Regions from separate parts of the Homo sapiens genome. Here region 2 is linked to region 1. Evidence: chromatin loops called from intact Hi-C (ENCODE). Cell type or tissue: CD4-positive, alpha-beta T cell. All regions are shown on one strand.

Region 1 (8,000 bases):
TTGTTCTCATTCTGGTGGACTGATTCTGTTTATAACACATGCAGGATGTGGTAGGTCCTGGTAGAGAAAAATCTGCCGGAAGCTCAACATTCTAAAGATACTTGAAGTCTGGGGAAGCCCGGGATGACTTCTTCCTATTACTAAGATGTGGAGTGAGTCTATTTACCAATCGTGGCCATAAACCTGGAGCTGAGACAAACCATCTGGTGAGCAGACTAAGGTCAAGATCAGGGTGATGTTCAGATGGGAATTTGACCTGTAGCCTCATTCACGATATGGTAAGTGCAGTTCCAAATACGTATCTACAAAGAGAACAACCAAGGTTCTCCAAGGACTCTGTATTTGAAAAACCATAATAAAAGATACCCAAAAGGTTCAATGGAAGACAGAATTTTATTAAAAGAGTGATTGCTCCCAGAATATTGTCTACAGAAAACAACCCCAAGTGTCCATGAGCAGACGAATGAATAAACAAGATGTGGATGACCGTACGATGGAATAGGATTTAGCCTTAAAGAGGAAGGAGATCTGACACACACTGCAGCATGAATGAGCCTAGAGGACACTGTGCTGAGTGAAATAAGCCAACACAAAAGGATAAATACTGTGTAATTCCACTTAAATCCAGCCAAATTCAAAGAAACAAAGTAGAAGAGTGGGTGCCAGGGCCTGGAGGGTGGAGGAATGGGGAGTTAAGTGTTTATGGGGACAGAATTTCGGTTTGGGAAGACGAAAAGAGTTCTGAAGATGGATGGTGGTGATGGTTTCACAACAATGAGAATGTGCTTAATGCCACTGAACTGTTTGCTTACAAATGGCTAAAATGGTAAATTTTTATGTTATGTATATTTTGCCACAATTTAAAAAAATATATTTGTATGCCAATTTAAATCAGGTCCTAGCAAATGATCAGACAAGCATGTGACCCCACAGTTTCACCCTGCCTTGGGCACTGGCTAGAGAGGGCAGGAGGTTCCAGTGAGCATGCAGGGTGGGCACCCATCAGCCTACAGAGCATGGCTGGCCATCTCACCTTCAGGAAACGCTCTGCCCCACCTCAGGCTTCGGGCTGTGTGTTCTCTGCTGACTTTCTGTATCACAGAAGCAAGGCACTTAAGCTTTGCGGCCAGGTGGGCGTGCACTGCCACTTCTCCATGGATAAGCCCTGCACCGCCCTCAAGTGACCAACTCCCCTGGACTCAGGTTCCTCCTCTGCAAAGTGGATCTCACCGTTTTAACACAGAGGGTGGTTTTGGAGCTAAATAAATGATATGCTGTGAGGTGTGGAAACACTGTCCTCAAGGTGGGATCACTAAGCTGAGAATGCTATTTCCTTTAATCCCCTTCCCTTTAAGTCAGGGCTAGAGCTGGCCAGAGAGAAAGTAGTTAGGACCTGGAAGCAGGCAGGGAGGCAACAGTAGATGCAATGATGGGCAGGTGCCTAGTGGATCCCAGTTCACTCTCTCTCCCGACTCACTCCCCACCGATGCTGAGCTGGGAACCAGACCTCACGATGTCCCCCGGGTTCCTCCTCCAGCAGCTGACAGGCTCCGTTCTTCAGACTGACTGCTTGGCTGTCTTACCTGTTCCTGCCCCAGCTCCCCCATGAATGGGTGCAGTCATGGCCATGGGAAAATTCTAGACTTGGAAGTTAACAAGCCATGGGACATGGGCACCCAGCTCACGTGGCCGCTGGCACGGTAGAAGCCCAGTTCCACATTCGCAGCTCTGTGTGGACCCCACTCTGTATGCCGGTTCCTCGGGACTCCTAACATCTGCTTCCATGTCAGAAGAAAGAAAAGGAACAAACTCGTGCAACCTGAACACAGGGCAAATCCCAGCTCATCCCTCCATCCTTAGATGTACAACTGTGCAGCGATGTCCCCCATTAGATGTCCTAGCAGTGGCAGTTCACAGGGTGAGTCACACGGTCTGGGTGTAGGATTCCAGAAGCAGCAGCTTCTCAGTAAAATCGTAGGTGAGAGCCCAGCACCCTTCCTGGCATCCAGAGTCACCGAGGAAGAACTCTACCCAGAGAGGCACTCATCACAGGCAAAAAACTACATCAGACAGGGGCTCTCCCGAGAGGAACCCACATAGAAGCAGGAGTGCACTCCGAGTACACACTGCTGAAATCAGGGCCCGGCTACCTCCCACCCCTGTTCTGATGGTGTAAAGTGGCTTGAGGAGGGGTCAGCTAGCTTGAGTATTTTACAAAGCATCTGAGTTCACTGATCTTTATCAACGTACCTTCTCCAGAATGCACCCTCCCTTCTCTGGTGTTAAATCAACTCTCCTGATTTTAATCACAAAACAATTGTATAATGAAGACTTATTCTCTCTTTACCCATGACCCAAAGTGGCCTTCTCCCCTACCCTCCAGTTTCCTCTGCCCGTGACATTAGTAAGGGGGCAGGGACCATGAGGGGAGGTTACAGACTTCTTATTCCATAATTGAGCAATGCTCAGAGAGAGAGAAACACAGAAAGACACGTAGATGCTTAACACGGTCAATTGTGATGTGTATGGAGGTTAGTCGTCCCACTGAAGGTTTAACGCTGCTCATTTTTTCCATGGACAGCTTTACTGGTTAGAAGTACAAAAGCTGTTTTCTCAGATTATTTGAGATCTTACTCTGCCTCCACCAAGATGTGTGAGCTCAGCGACGTGCCCCTTCTCTCCTCAGCTCACTACAGCTGGTGCAGAGCTCCTGGGCTGTGGTGTCAGTGCCTACCACCCTCCAAGTCTCAGATCTCCCAAAACACTGCTGTCCGCGTCACCCCCAGCAGCCCTTGGAACTCAGTCTCCAATATACATAGATCTTGCTCCCCTTTAGGGGTGAGGACGCAAGTCCAGAGGGGTGAAGCCACAGGCTCAAGGCCACACAGCTAAATGTCACCAGAGTTGCAGCTGGAGTGGAGCCCATCTTCTGATTGTCCTGTCCACGGGACAGAGAGAGCCCACAGATGCCAGCAAGAGTGTCAGGCAGAGACGTTCTTCCAGGGCTGTTCAGATGTCCTCCTCAAAAAGGATTCCTGTTTGGCTGTCTTTCAATCATCCCCCTTTTGTTTCATGTCAATGAAATTTCTTAGTCCTTGTCTCACAGGTCTTCTACGCCAGGGCCTGGCTGGCTTGGGCTCCACTCCTTTTTTTTTTTTTCTCTTTTCTATGACTCTTTTTTTTTAATACTTTAAGTTCTAGGGTACATGTACACAGTGTGCAGGTTTGTTACACAAGAACTCTCTACACAGCACACGTGGCCCCGGCCTCCTGCTGCCCCCACAGCCCCAAGGCCCCTCCTCTGCCAGGGTAGCAATGCTCCCAGGAGAATAAGGCAAGCCCTTCTGCCCCAGCTTTTGGGGCCACTCCCTTTGGGTGATCTTATCTCTTGTGGTTTTACCCATAAACCACATGCTGACAGCTTTATTTCCAGTCACTTCCAGTCTGCGTCTTAGCCTCACCTCCAACAGCCTGCTGAGGCCCCTACCTAGACGCAGCATGGGGGCACCCGGCACACCCAAGACAATTGGCAGAAACACCCCTTCCTCCTCGCCGTCCAGTGACCACTGCCTGCCCTCCATTTCCTCCAACCAGAACTGCAGGGCTGGTCTCAGAGCTCCTCCCTCCCCTGCCCGCCACGTCCACCCAATCCACAGGTCTTTTGCAGGGACTGCTCCAGGCCTCTGAGGGCAGTCACTGAGTCAGCTTCCTCCACACTCTGACACCAGTGTCCCGGGAGGCTTTGCCTCATGGGCTTGGGTTACTTCAGTGACCTCAGAACGACCCACGGGCTGTAACCCTGCCCTTCCAGCCCATCCACCACACCACACCACACCCTATCACACCACACCACAGTGAGACCACGTCACGTTCCTATTTAAAACCATCCCCACGTTCCCCACTCAAGGTAAAGGATAAAGGCCAGGCTCTGACACGTGACAGATGAAGCCATCTTGACCTGACCTTAGTATGCCTGTGTAGACACACAGTTTGCTGCCCTGACATGGCTCAAAGGTGCCTGCTGTGTTGGACACAGCTGGTGTCCACCCAATGCCCCCATCTTCCTTGCTTTAAGAGCCCAGCCCCCTGTTAGGTGATAGAGGCTTCAGATGGCAGATATGCCCTTCTCCAGGCTCCCTGCAGATCCTGGGGCCACGTCCTCACCAGTGAGATATAAGGGGAAGTGTCCTGGATGCTTCTGGGAACACTTTCTTCCCTAATAAAATGAGGGAGGTTTGAGGAGCCCTGGTCCGTCCCTCCTGTCACCCAGCAGTTATCACTGGAGGACAAGATGCCCGGGCTGCGTTTGGCGTACACATAGCCTTATGCTATGGACACACCAGGGTGTGGAAGGGCAAAGAGGGAGGAAGAGCCATGTCCTGAGTACATCACTGAGCTCAGAAGCAGCCCTGGGACCACCTACTTCCAGAGTTCTTGCCAAGGAAGAGAATAAGCAACCGCGCCCATGTGGTTTAAACCCAGTTTAAAAACTGGGTGTTCATGACTTGCAGCCCAGAGCACCCAAAGTGATGCAACTGCTTGACTGTGCTTTCAGATTCCTCCGAGCCTTCCCAGGACTGCATCCTCCACCTGCTCAGAGTGCACTCCTACCCTGCTGCCGACACCTGCACACCGCTCAGCACAGGGCTTCCCTGGGATGTGTGGGCAGCATCTGTCTTTTCATCATCCACTATATTCCAATCATCTTTCTCCCCCACCCAACAGAAGTTCCATAAAGCCAAGACTGTGTCTGATCCACCCTTGTTCTTCCAGTGCCCAGCCTGGTATGGCACCTACCCCACACCAGCTCACCAGGAGGTCTAACTCCTCCAGCAGGGAAATACCAGGGGCAGAGGGAACTGACGGGTGGGGGAGAAGGCTGCTTTGGGCCACGGGCAAAGAGAGAATGGGTCTTTATTATACAACAATTAGTTCTGTGATTACAATCAGGTGAGTCCATTTAACACAAGAAAAGGGAGGTTGCTATCTGGAGAAGAAACATTGACAAAGATCAATGAACCCAAAAGATCTGTCAAATGTGTGGGTCAGCCGACTTCTCCTCAAGCCACTCCACTTGATCTCATTTCTCCAGCCAGCTGGGCAAAGCTACCTCAAGCCAACCTCCCTGGAGCTGTCGGAAAGCCTCACAATGCAGTCAGGATGGTTGCTAACAAATTCATTTTGAGACTTTTGTATTGTTTTTCCTTGTCAGGATTCTAAATGAAATACTGTCCAAGTTGGGATTTATAGTCACGTATAACCAGCCAAAGCAGTCCCCTACTTTCCCGACAACATGGTCAGACTCTAATTGAAAACTGCCCCTCCTCCATAGCGAGCCAACTGACTTCCTTCAGCCTTTTCTGGGCAGCCTCATTTCATGGAGTTGGAGGGAAGTGAGGAGTCAAGAAGAGGAGGAAGAAAATCCCAGATCAGACACCAGTGGCTGGTACCCTGACAAGTCATCCAGAAGCCAAACAAAACCACAGCCACCCAGAGGCTCGATTCGGACCATTGCCCGGCAAGCCGCACCAACCACCCATTCACCAGCTTACATTCCAAGTTTCGCTATCTCCCTGGAATTCCGCAAAGCCCACCAGTTACACCAATGCAGGTGCTCAATCAGTCATTTATTGAATTCAGTGGCATTCACATTCAGGTTTCTAGAAAGAGGTAACAGAAATGTGGGAAGGGGCTGGGTGCGGTGTCTCACACCTGTAATCCCAGCACTTTGGGAGGCCGAGGAGGGCGGATCACCTGTGGTCCAGAGTTTGAAACCAGCCTGGCCAACATGGGGAAACCCTGTCTCTCCTAAAAATACAAAAAATAGCTGGGCATGGTGAATGCCTGTAATCCCAGCTACTCAGGGAGGCTGAGGCAGGAGAACTGCTTAAACCCAGCAGGCGGAGGTTGAAGTGAGCCAAGATTGCACCATTGCACTCCACCCTGGGTGACAGAGCGAGACTCCATCTCAAAAAAAAAAAAAAGAAAGAAATGCAGGAAGGGCCGAAGGGCTCATGTGCATCTGTCTGTCTAATGCTCCCCACTGCTGTGCTCTCCAGCACGTAGCTGCCTGCTCTGTGACAGCCCCGGAGCTTGCTGATCCGCTCCTACTGGATACCTGGAAGACTGGGCTCCCCCTCCACCGCAGTTGCGCCCATCTGCATTCTTCTCAGACACGGCCCCTACTCCTTCCGCTCCATGCTTCTTACCTCGCCAGGGCTTCCCTGCTGTTTATAACACCTCCTGATTTAGCATCTTCTGTGAATTTCATTAAATTGCTGTTTACTGTTGCCTCCAGCATTATTAATAAAGATGTTAAACAAAATCCAGGCTTGTAACCAATGCCTTGCTGCAAATGGCAGGACATCCCCTCACCACCTAGCCAGCTGCCATTTATCAGGGTTGCCTCCTTGCCTTTTATCCCAGCCAAGGAGCAGCCCCCACCTGCTTTCAGGTCAGCAGGGCTCACTTCTCCTTTAATTGTGCTTAATTCTGCAAGTAACGTTTTCTCCAGAGGCCCCATAGACACACATAAATGGGCATATTAACCAAAAAGGTGTGCTCCCTACCAGACAGAGCAGAACAGACTCAACTGAAGAGCTGTCATCAACCCGTGTGCCAGGAGGAAGAAGGAACTGAGCAGAGCGGGTGTGCACCCCATCCATCCCCAAACCCAGCCCACTGGGAGGCTCTGACAGGAAAGGACAGCAGCAATTCCACCACGTGTCAAGTGGGGTTGTGTTTTCCTTCACAATTAAAATAAAGATTTCTCACCTAGGTTGTAAATAGATTTTTAAATTTAAAAAGCTACATTTTGTAGTGACTCATGCTTTAGAAATAGGTCGTGCTTGCCAGAGAAGCAGTCGACTAATTCACAGCATTTCTCCCTTTCCTCCCTGCCTACACCCAGAGAGAACCCCGGGAGGAAAACCCAACCTCCTTCCTGGGCCTCCCACCTGGAGTAAGCTCATCAGACCCCACCTCTCCCCTTACTCCAGGCCCCACCAGGCCCAGGCACTTCCCTGAGCTGGACACAATCCACACCTGCAGAGCCACCTGCTTAGGCCATTTGCCCTGAGCTCTTGAAAGCCCCAGATGTCCCATCTCATTGTCTGGTTGGTGTTACTCCAGCCACTGTCTCCCTGGGATGCAGCTCCAGCAGTCTCCAGGCTGCTGGGCAACTCTGAAAACAACATGTAGCCTCACTGTGCTCAATGCCTACAGACAAAACGAGGGAGCACGGAAAAGACCAGGCTTTCCCGCTTTGGACTTCACAGATCAGTGACATTAAAAATCTTGAAATATCATTTTTAGGTCTATACTCAAAAAAACTCAAAGCAAGGACTCAAACAGATGTTTGTACACCTACACGCATAGTGACATTATTCCCAACAGCCAAAAGGCAGAAACACCCAAATGTCTGTGAACAGATGAATGAATACACAAAATGTGGTCTAGCCATACAATGGAATATTATTCAGCATGAAGGAGGAAGGAGATTGTGACGCATGCGGCTATGTCGATGAATCCTGAGGACCCTGTGCTAAATGAAATAAGCCAGACACAAAAGGACAAATACTGTTTGACTCTGCGGTCCCTAGAATAGTCATTCACAGAGACAGAAAGTATAACAGAGGTTACTGGGGGGGCTGAGCGTGGAGGAGTTCGTGTTTAATGGGGACACAGTTTGGAAAGGTGTTGCTCAGAAATAGTGGCAGTGGTTACAAAACAGGGGGGACGTACTTAATGCCACTGAACTGTAGACTTAAAAATGGTAAAATTTATGTAATATATGTTTTGTCACAATAATAAATCTTGGAATACTGGAGTGTCCAATTTGTCATTCTACCAAGTAAGCACAGGAGGTGAACAAACCATTTACTCTCACCTAGGGTTTGTAAATAGATTTTTCCATCTAAAAAGCTACATTTTGTAGTGACTCATGCTTTAGAAATGGGTCCTGCTTGCCAGAGGAGCAGTCGACTGATTCACAGCGTTTC
Region 2 (8,000 bases), 190 kb after region 1:
AGGAGTCTCTGCTTAATGGGCAGAGGTTCCATCTGGGGTGATGAAATATTTTGGAAGGAGTGGTGATGGCTGCACAGCATTGTGAATGTAATTAATCCCAATGAATTCTATACTTAACAGTGGCTAATATGGTCAATTATATGCTATATATATAGTTTTTGCAATCATAAAATAAGTTAAAAAAGAATATCAATTTAAAATATTTAGATAAACAATGAAGTTAAAGTTCTAATATTTTCTTCCCCTCTTCCAGTGAAGGTTTGTCCCCAGGTGCACACGTCCAAGACTAGGGCCCACAGTCCTAACCAGCCGGGCCAAGCCTCCCACTACCTATCACCTGGAAGGACATAGGATGAAGTGGACACCCTGAGGTGCCTCTTTGCTGGTGGACATGCCTGTCTCCAGCCACGTCACCTCCAGGTTCAGGCATCAGTCTTCAGAGGTGAAGCTTGAAGGCTAAAGGCAAGAGGGGAGTTGGCTAGACCAGAACCCCCTCACTGCTGTAATTTTCTCACTGTTAGAATTTTTGCAAAGGTGGTTTCAACCCCAACATCTTCTGTTCAGGAATCTACCTGCAAAGTTTTGAGATTTTCGACAGTAGCCGTGAAAAGATTCAAAGAGACTGGTAATTCTTTGCAAACTTACACCAGCTTCTTACAGACTTGAATTGATATTTTGTCTTTTTATAGAATAAGGGTATAAAGGAAGTTTTTGTACATTCATGATAACATCTAGCTTATCTTCTTGAAACCAACAACACCATTTTACCCAGAAATAAAAGCAGGTGGGCCAGACATGGTGGCTCACGCCTGTAATCCCAGCACGTTGGGAGGCTGAGGCGGGCCTATCACCTGAGATTGGGAGTTCGAGACCAGCCTGACCAATATGGAGAAACCCCGTCTCTACTAAAAATACAAAATTAGCGGGGCGTGGTGGTGCATGCCTGTAATCCCAGCTCCTCAGGAGGCTGAGGCAGGAGAATCGCTTCAACCCGGGAGGTGGAGGTTGTGGTGAGCCGAGATCATGCCATTGCACTCCAGCCTGAGCAACAAGAGTGAAACTCCGTCTCAAAATAAATAAATAAATAAATAAAAATATAAGCAGTGATCACAAAATGCAGGTACATTACCTTGAAGGAGAGAAGAGACTGTTAGGTAGAAATTAAGAGAGTTTTTTGTTTGTTTGTTTTTGTTTGTTTGTTTTGAGATAGGGTCTAACTTTGCTGCCCAAGCTGGAGAGCGATAGGGCAAACAAGGCTCACTGCAGCCCCAAACTCCTGGGCTCAAGCAATTCTCCTGCCTCAGCCTCCTGAGTAGCTAGGACTATAGGTATACACACTGCACCCAGCTAGAGATTTTTATTTGATGTTTTTGTAGAGACAGGGTCTCACTTTGTTGTCCAGGCTGGTCTCAAATTCCTAGCCTCAAGAGATCCTCCCACCTAGGCCTCCCAAAGCTCTGGGATTGCAAGTATGAGCCATTGTGCCCAGGCTGACTTTTAACAGTTGTACCTACTGACGTCAACAACATGACAGTTAGGGCTGACAGCAAAAAGCTATTTTAAACCTCATCTCAGTGATTTTAATTTTTCTTTTATTATTTTGTGCATACAAATTTTCTACAATGAACATATATTACTGTTGTAATTAGAAAAAGAGCAATTTTTTAAACTGCCTAATTCTTCTGTTTCCTAGGTCATATTTGTATTTTGGGCACTGAAGTTTGGGATCCTTTACTGCAGGAGACAGTAGTTCTGTATGTCCTGTGCGTCCACAGGGCACCTCTGTTAACGCAGCCTGCGCTGTTGCAGGCATTCATGATGACAGTGCTCAGTCATCACTAGGTGACCCATGCTATGTATGTTTTGCTTAAGAGCGCAGAAGCATTCTGTACATATTATCAAGGTTTCATCAAAACAGTGATTATCTTAATCCTAGGATAATTCTTTTTTTCTTTTTTTTTGAGATGGAGTCTCGCTCTGTCACCCAGGCTGGAGTGCAGTGGCATGATCTCGGCTCACTGCAACCTCCACCTCCCAGGTTCAAGTGATTCTCCTGCCTCAGCCTGCTGAGTAGCTGGGATTACAGGCACTCACCACCACGCCCGGGTAATTTTTGTATTTTTAGTAGAGACTGAGTTTCACCATATTGGTCAGGCTGGTCTCAAACTCCTGACCTCAGGTGATCCACCCACCTCGGCCTCCCAAAGTGCTGGGATTACATGCGTGAGCCACCACGCCCAGCCAATAATTCTTTTTTAAAAAATAGATTTAGTGGGTACAAGTGCAGTTTTGTTACCTGGATCTATTGTGTAGTGACGAAGGCTAGGCTTTTAGTGTGACCATCACCCGAATAGCATGTGTGATACCCTTTAGGTAATTTCTCATCCCTCTTCCCTCTCCCCCTCCCACCTTTTGGAGTCTCCAGTGTCTATTATTCCACTCTCCATGTCCATGTGTACACATTGTTTAACTCCCACTTACAATTGAGAAATGCAGTGTTTGACTTTCTGAAAAACAGTAATTTTTAAAGATTTTACACTGCAAAAGGGAACTGTCCACCATCTGGAAAATCCACCTTTCTGAGCACCTGGATCCCCAAGAACACTGGACAAATGAGCGACGCTGTCCACATAATTGCCACGATGCCTGAGGACAGTAACACTGCTCCCCCTGGGGAAGGTAGATGGAGTGCTGTGGCAGCGGCACATGAGTGAGTGGGGCGGGGGAACCACAGTTGCTGGTTATTGAGGCGTTTAGTATTGGCGTTCCCAGCCCAACCCCTAACTGCAGGCACCCCACTTCGCATGCCTGGGCCTCTGCTCCTCTGCCTGAGTTCCAGCCACTGCCCCTGGATACAGGCTAAAGGGCAGTAGGGGACGGTGTGGCGCACCCTAGGTGCGGAACCCACAGCAGCCGGTGCCTGCCAGATATAACAAGCAAGCTGGGGCACACGGCTCTGAGGCACGTTTTCCAGAAAGCCTTCGAATTGTGTAAACTCTGTGCAGGCCAAAGGGCCTCTTGTGTAAGCCACATGCCAAGGCCCATCTAAAAGTTCCACTCCTGCTTGGCTCCCGGGTTGCTCTCAACCCCGCAGGGCACTTCTCAATCCCTGGTGGAAGGTGAAAAATCGTGCCTCACAGATTCTCTTCTCAGGAAAGACAATCCTGAAAGCGATTTTGTTCGGATTTCTTAACCGCTATTTGTCTGCTTCTGCTGTCTTCTTTTTAAGGACCTCGGGGGATGCCCAGGTGAGTTCACAGCTCCCTCCACACCCTGTGGCCCTGGGGACCTGGTAATGGACACACACTGCCTGCGAGGCCAGTGTCCTTTCCTCTGCTCTCTTTACCTCGCTTCCAACGTCTGTCGATGCCCATACCTGCCAGCCGTCTTCTCCCCAGACCCCTCAGGTCTGGAGGAGAACTATCGCATGTCAGAACTCATTCTGAGGGAAAGTCCCTCTTTGTCAGCACTTTTTTTTTTTTTTTTTCTGAGACGGAGTCTCTCTCTGTCGCCCAGGCTGGAGGGCAGTGGCGCCATCTCGGCTCACTGAAAGCTCCGCCTCCCGGGTTCACGCCATTCTCCTGCCTCAGCCTCCCGAGTAGCTGGGACTACAGGCGCCCACCACCACGCCCGGCTACTTTTTTGTATGTTTAGAAGAGATGGGGTTTCACCGTGTCAGCCAGGATGGTCTCGATCTCCTGACCTCGTGATCCACCCGCCTCAGCCTCCCAAAGTGCTGGGATTACAGGCGTGAGCCACCGCGCCCGATGGCTTTGCCAGCACTTTTCACACAGACCCCATGCTGATCGGTGTTGCTTATCACTTGGTGAGCACTAACCAATGTGCCACAGCCCAGGCAGCTGCCTTATTCTGTCCCCCAGGAACTCTCAGCCTCTGCACAGCTCCAGCCCAAGAAGCATTCCCACCGACCCCCAGTTCTGCCCCTTTTGCTGGAAAATGAGTTTGAAAGAGTTTCTGCTTCAGAGGCAGCCCCGTGGCCCATTTGGCACCCCAGGCACCCTCCTGAAGCTGGGGAGTCGCCTGGGTGTGCCTGCCCTGCCTGGATTCCTTGCCTGTGATGGGTCATGGTGGTCTTTCAGCCTTGGTCTGAGCATTTCTGCCACCAGAAATTTGTGCCCCCCACAAACAATCTGCCCTTGGGAATGTCCAAGCTACCCCTTTGCAAAATGCTATAGCTTTTCACAAAGCTATACTGGCTATGGCTTTTGGACTAATACCTTGACTGGTAAAACTAAAAATGCGCCCTGATGTCGCTATTATAAACCACAGTCACCTCATGGAAAATCACATGCCTTTGACCTGCACTCAGGCAGGCTCCCTGACCTCCTGGTGTTGTCACACCTCCATCTACCAAGTCCTCATTGTTAGATTATTGTTAATATCATTGTGGGGTTTCTTCTTCCCATCTGGATCCAATAAAGTTGTCAGCTTGTGGTATTCTCTCTCTTCCATCTGGGGCAGAGGTCGCCTGCCAAGTAACCATTGTTCACGTTGGAATCTGCAACTCCAAAGGGTTTTCTTCTTTGCTTTCACTAAAAATAGCTCTAATCCCTTTAGCTATCACTTGACTTCCTCTACTGGAACCCGAATGGAGAGGCTGTTATACGTAATTCTAACCATGACCTCCCTCGTTTGATCTCTGTTTTGTAAACCGGGGAGAAGGGTTATCATAAGGTGCCTGTGGTGGCTTGTCTTTGAGCTCCCTTTAATGGCCAGTCTTTTAACAGAGCTGGAAACTGTCTCTGCTGTTTACTTTGCCTGTGTGCGCTGCTCCTGGGCTTCTCTGTTATTTTTGCAAATGGTGTTTTATATGTTTCCACATCTTTCTAACATGTCATGCCTCCCATTAGAACACTCATTCCAGTATTAACAGTGGTGTTATAAAAGACAGCGAACAATCAGAAGAAAAATAGTGCAAGACATGTCTCAGATGGTTACCTGTTCAAACAGAGTTGTTCCCTTCAACACACTGCCCCGAAACTTCACCCCCACTTTTTCACCCTGTTTTCCCTGGGCTCTGTAACTCTGCTCACGGAGAGCTCTGTTCCTGGGAATGCAGACACTGGCTGTGCTGATTTAGGTGATTTCAGAACTATCTCCATTATAGAAAACCCCTTGAAACAGGAGCCAAAACTCAGTAACAAATCCCCGGACCCCAGAGTGGGCAAATCCTTTCATTGTACTGTGGACAGGAGAAGCCAAAGGCATTTCATTTATTTTCCAGATAGTTAGGAAGATGGATGGATAGACAGATGGACAGAATGATAGGTTTTCTTTATAAGTCAGTATGAACTGAGTAGGAATTACATATTGGCAAAAATCAGCGAGCCAAAAATCAAACCAGCACATCAAATTGCTCTCCAAACTGAACTAAACCAATCTTAAGCGGTCGCTTAAGATCACCCATGTCGGGTGTTCTTCCCTTGGAGAAGGAGGCACTGGCAGTGTCAGGCATCCTGGAGAAGCCACCCCATAGACTGTGGGATGATGGTGCAGCCCTACTTATCACCTTCCTAAGACCAGCAATGTCAGAATGTTCAGTGGCACTTTACTCATCTCAAGGGTCTAGACATAGGCTCTGGGCAAAAACAACTCCCCACACCTCTTTGCTCTGTAACAACAAAGTTGATCTATTTCATTCAAAACTTGGTGAGTCCCTGGAGCTCAGCACACCACACCCGACACACACAACAACAGCACCAGCACCACACACAGAGGAGCACTGGGCTGAGCATCTGATGTGGGTATCTAATGCAAACCAAGCCTGATTCAGGCAGTACTGTTCCCATTTTCAAATGGGGAAACTGAGGCACGGGTCGGTTGTGCAGTTTGCCGAAGGGCGTGCAGCCACAGCATTACCGAGACGGCATTTGAACCCGGGCCTCCTCTGTGGCTACAAACCATCACACTAAACACTCTCCTGCCATAACTAGTGACTGATCTGATCTGATCTAGAACAGGCGCCTCTGTGACTACAATCACACGTCCTAAATGCATTTTTGGCTATACTCCCTTTTCCATTTATTCTGCAGATGTTTACTGAGGGCATGCTACGTGTCACCACTGTCCTGGTGCTAGGGACACGATCAGTGGTGAGCAAACACTTACTCTCCTCATAGAACTTTACTGGGAAAGAAATGTAATCCAACCAGCAAATGTGTAATTCATGTAGGACAAGTGTTGCTGTACGTGCTCTCAGCAGGGAACCTGGCCTGAGGGTCTGAGTGGCTCCTCTAAGTAACATCAGAACTGAGCCAGTGCCTGAAGGATAAGTTAGAGTGCCAGTGGAAAGGGGATGGAGATGTGTAATCCAGACACAGGGAAAGGACGTGCTAAGGGCCTGTGGCCGTGGGAGCATAGCTAGAGCCTATGGCTCAACAGGAGGTTAGGAGAAGCATGCAGAGTGAAGGGGAGTGGAGAGCAGGGGTCAGCGCACACTGCATGTTACATGCAGAGGGAAGACTTTGGTACAGGCAACGGGGAGCCTCTGAAGGGGTTTAATCAGGAGGATGGTGGGGGACAGAAGGATAACAGGATCTTATTTGTATTGGGAAAAGACCCCCTGGCTGCAGGGTAGGGTGTAGATTGGGGGCCACAGTGCACGCTGGCGCCTGGCTAGCAGACAGCGGCTGACAGCCTACCAGACAAGGCAATGAGACCTCACCTTTGTGATTCTGCAGACAGCTTTGCTCCTGCTTCCTCCATCCTGCTTTGAGGATCTTAAGTGCTGGGTCTGTTTGCCAGTGAAAGTTACCTTCTCCTTATCATGTCCGTCATAGAAACCCCCACAATGGGCTTACATGTGGCTCCATTTCACTGAAGTCGTCATGGATAGGATGGCCTAACCTGCCCGACTCTGTCTTTGTTCATTCTAATTCTGAGGTAATGGTCTGATTTTAAGAAAATGCTTCCTGGTGCAAACTCCCTTTTCTGAGCAGGCATCATTACTGCCAATTAATGAAACATCTGTGAGACTGCAAAGTCAAGCCTGCATCTGTCATTTAACTAGAATTCTCTCCATCTCCACCACCATTTCCACCATCTCAGGTAAAATACCAGTGCATTATTTCAAAGGCAAAGACAGTAGGATACATAACAGTGAGGATTGCCGTGCTCAGCCTAACAACGGGGGATTTAGAAGGTGTCTTCACCCCTTCCAGCCTACATGGTCTCTGCTCCTAAGAACTGATTAGTGCAGGTGTGGGTACCCAGAGACTGAATGCATCATTAATATGCTGTTATTAAGATTCCAAGGGTCTCATATCCTCACAGGTGATACAACAATATGCTAAAATATCCACTGACCTCATACATGAGCTCTGCCCATCAAAATAAATAAATTGTTACAAAAAAGAGATTGGAAAAAAAGAGCAATTTAAAAAAATAGCTTCAACCAAACTTGGCAAGGAAACACTTCTGAGGTCTTCCTGCATTTCAAACAAGGCTTTCTTGAGGTCTGCCCAGGAGCTGCTGAGGAAAGAGGCTGGAAGTGGATGAGGCCAGGCCAGCCAAGAGCAGGAGCGACCCCACGCCATCCTGTGATTCCCAAGGTCTCTTGTTGCTTCCACCACTTGCTCGCTCTCTCTCTCATTCAGAAGCTGATGGACAGCAGGGACAGGGGCTGCCCAGGCGCCAAGCCCATGACTCCAGAGGGCCTCAGGATCGTATCAAAGAGTTTCAATCATTCAGCTGCCCCCAGAGCTTTGGAAAAGTTGTGACATATTCATGGCATGCACAAAGAAACACACCACTTCCAGGATCTGAACTCTGACCAGTTGTTTGTGGCATGAGCCTTTGGCACGCAGAGAATGGCAAAGGTTTCTACCGGGTGTGACTGAAGGGAGAGAGCCCTCTCTGTGCTGCTAAGAGAAATGATGGGAGAATAAGTCAAGATAGAAAAACATTGAGGAAACTATGCTCAGCACATTCAGAACAACTATATATTCCCTGGTGCCATGCTTTGCATGGGAGGCAGGGAG

What was found. Hi-C counts contacts between places; a loop is a spot of excess contacts. Peaks named below come from ENCODE experiments on the same cell type or tissue, not always from the same donor. Only the 100,000 strongest peaks of a DNase experiment are listed, where the experiment ranks them.
Region 2: it touches region 1 in a loop (1.9-fold over the local background); 6 of 110 quality-filtered maps call a loop at or near these places.

What each region holds. Positions count from the first base shown.
Region 1 is chr2:109,209,633-109,217,632 of GRCh38, reverse strand. All of the region lies in intron 1 of SH3RF3 (SH3 domain containing ring finger 3), which reads right to left. It also overlaps a transcript of RANBP2 not described here. Among named protein-coding and RNA genes, the nearest start is that of MIR4265, 72 kb to the right of the region's middle. RefSeq lists enhancers at 3,370-3,419, 3,460-3,509. In CD4-positive, alpha-beta T cell, no CTCF peak of the experiment used is centred here; DNase peaks (open chromatin) are centred at 102, 3,402 and 3,722; H3K27me3 peaks cover 4,898 bases.
Region 2 is chr2:109,017,012-109,025,011 of GRCh38, reverse strand. It overlaps a transcript of RANBP2 not described here. Among named protein-coding and RNA genes, the nearest start is that of EDAR, 32 kb to the right of the region's middle. RefSeq lists an enhancer at 4,132-4,847. In CD4-positive, alpha-beta T cell, no CTCF peak of the experiment used is centred here; a DNase peak (open chromatin) is centred at 4,691.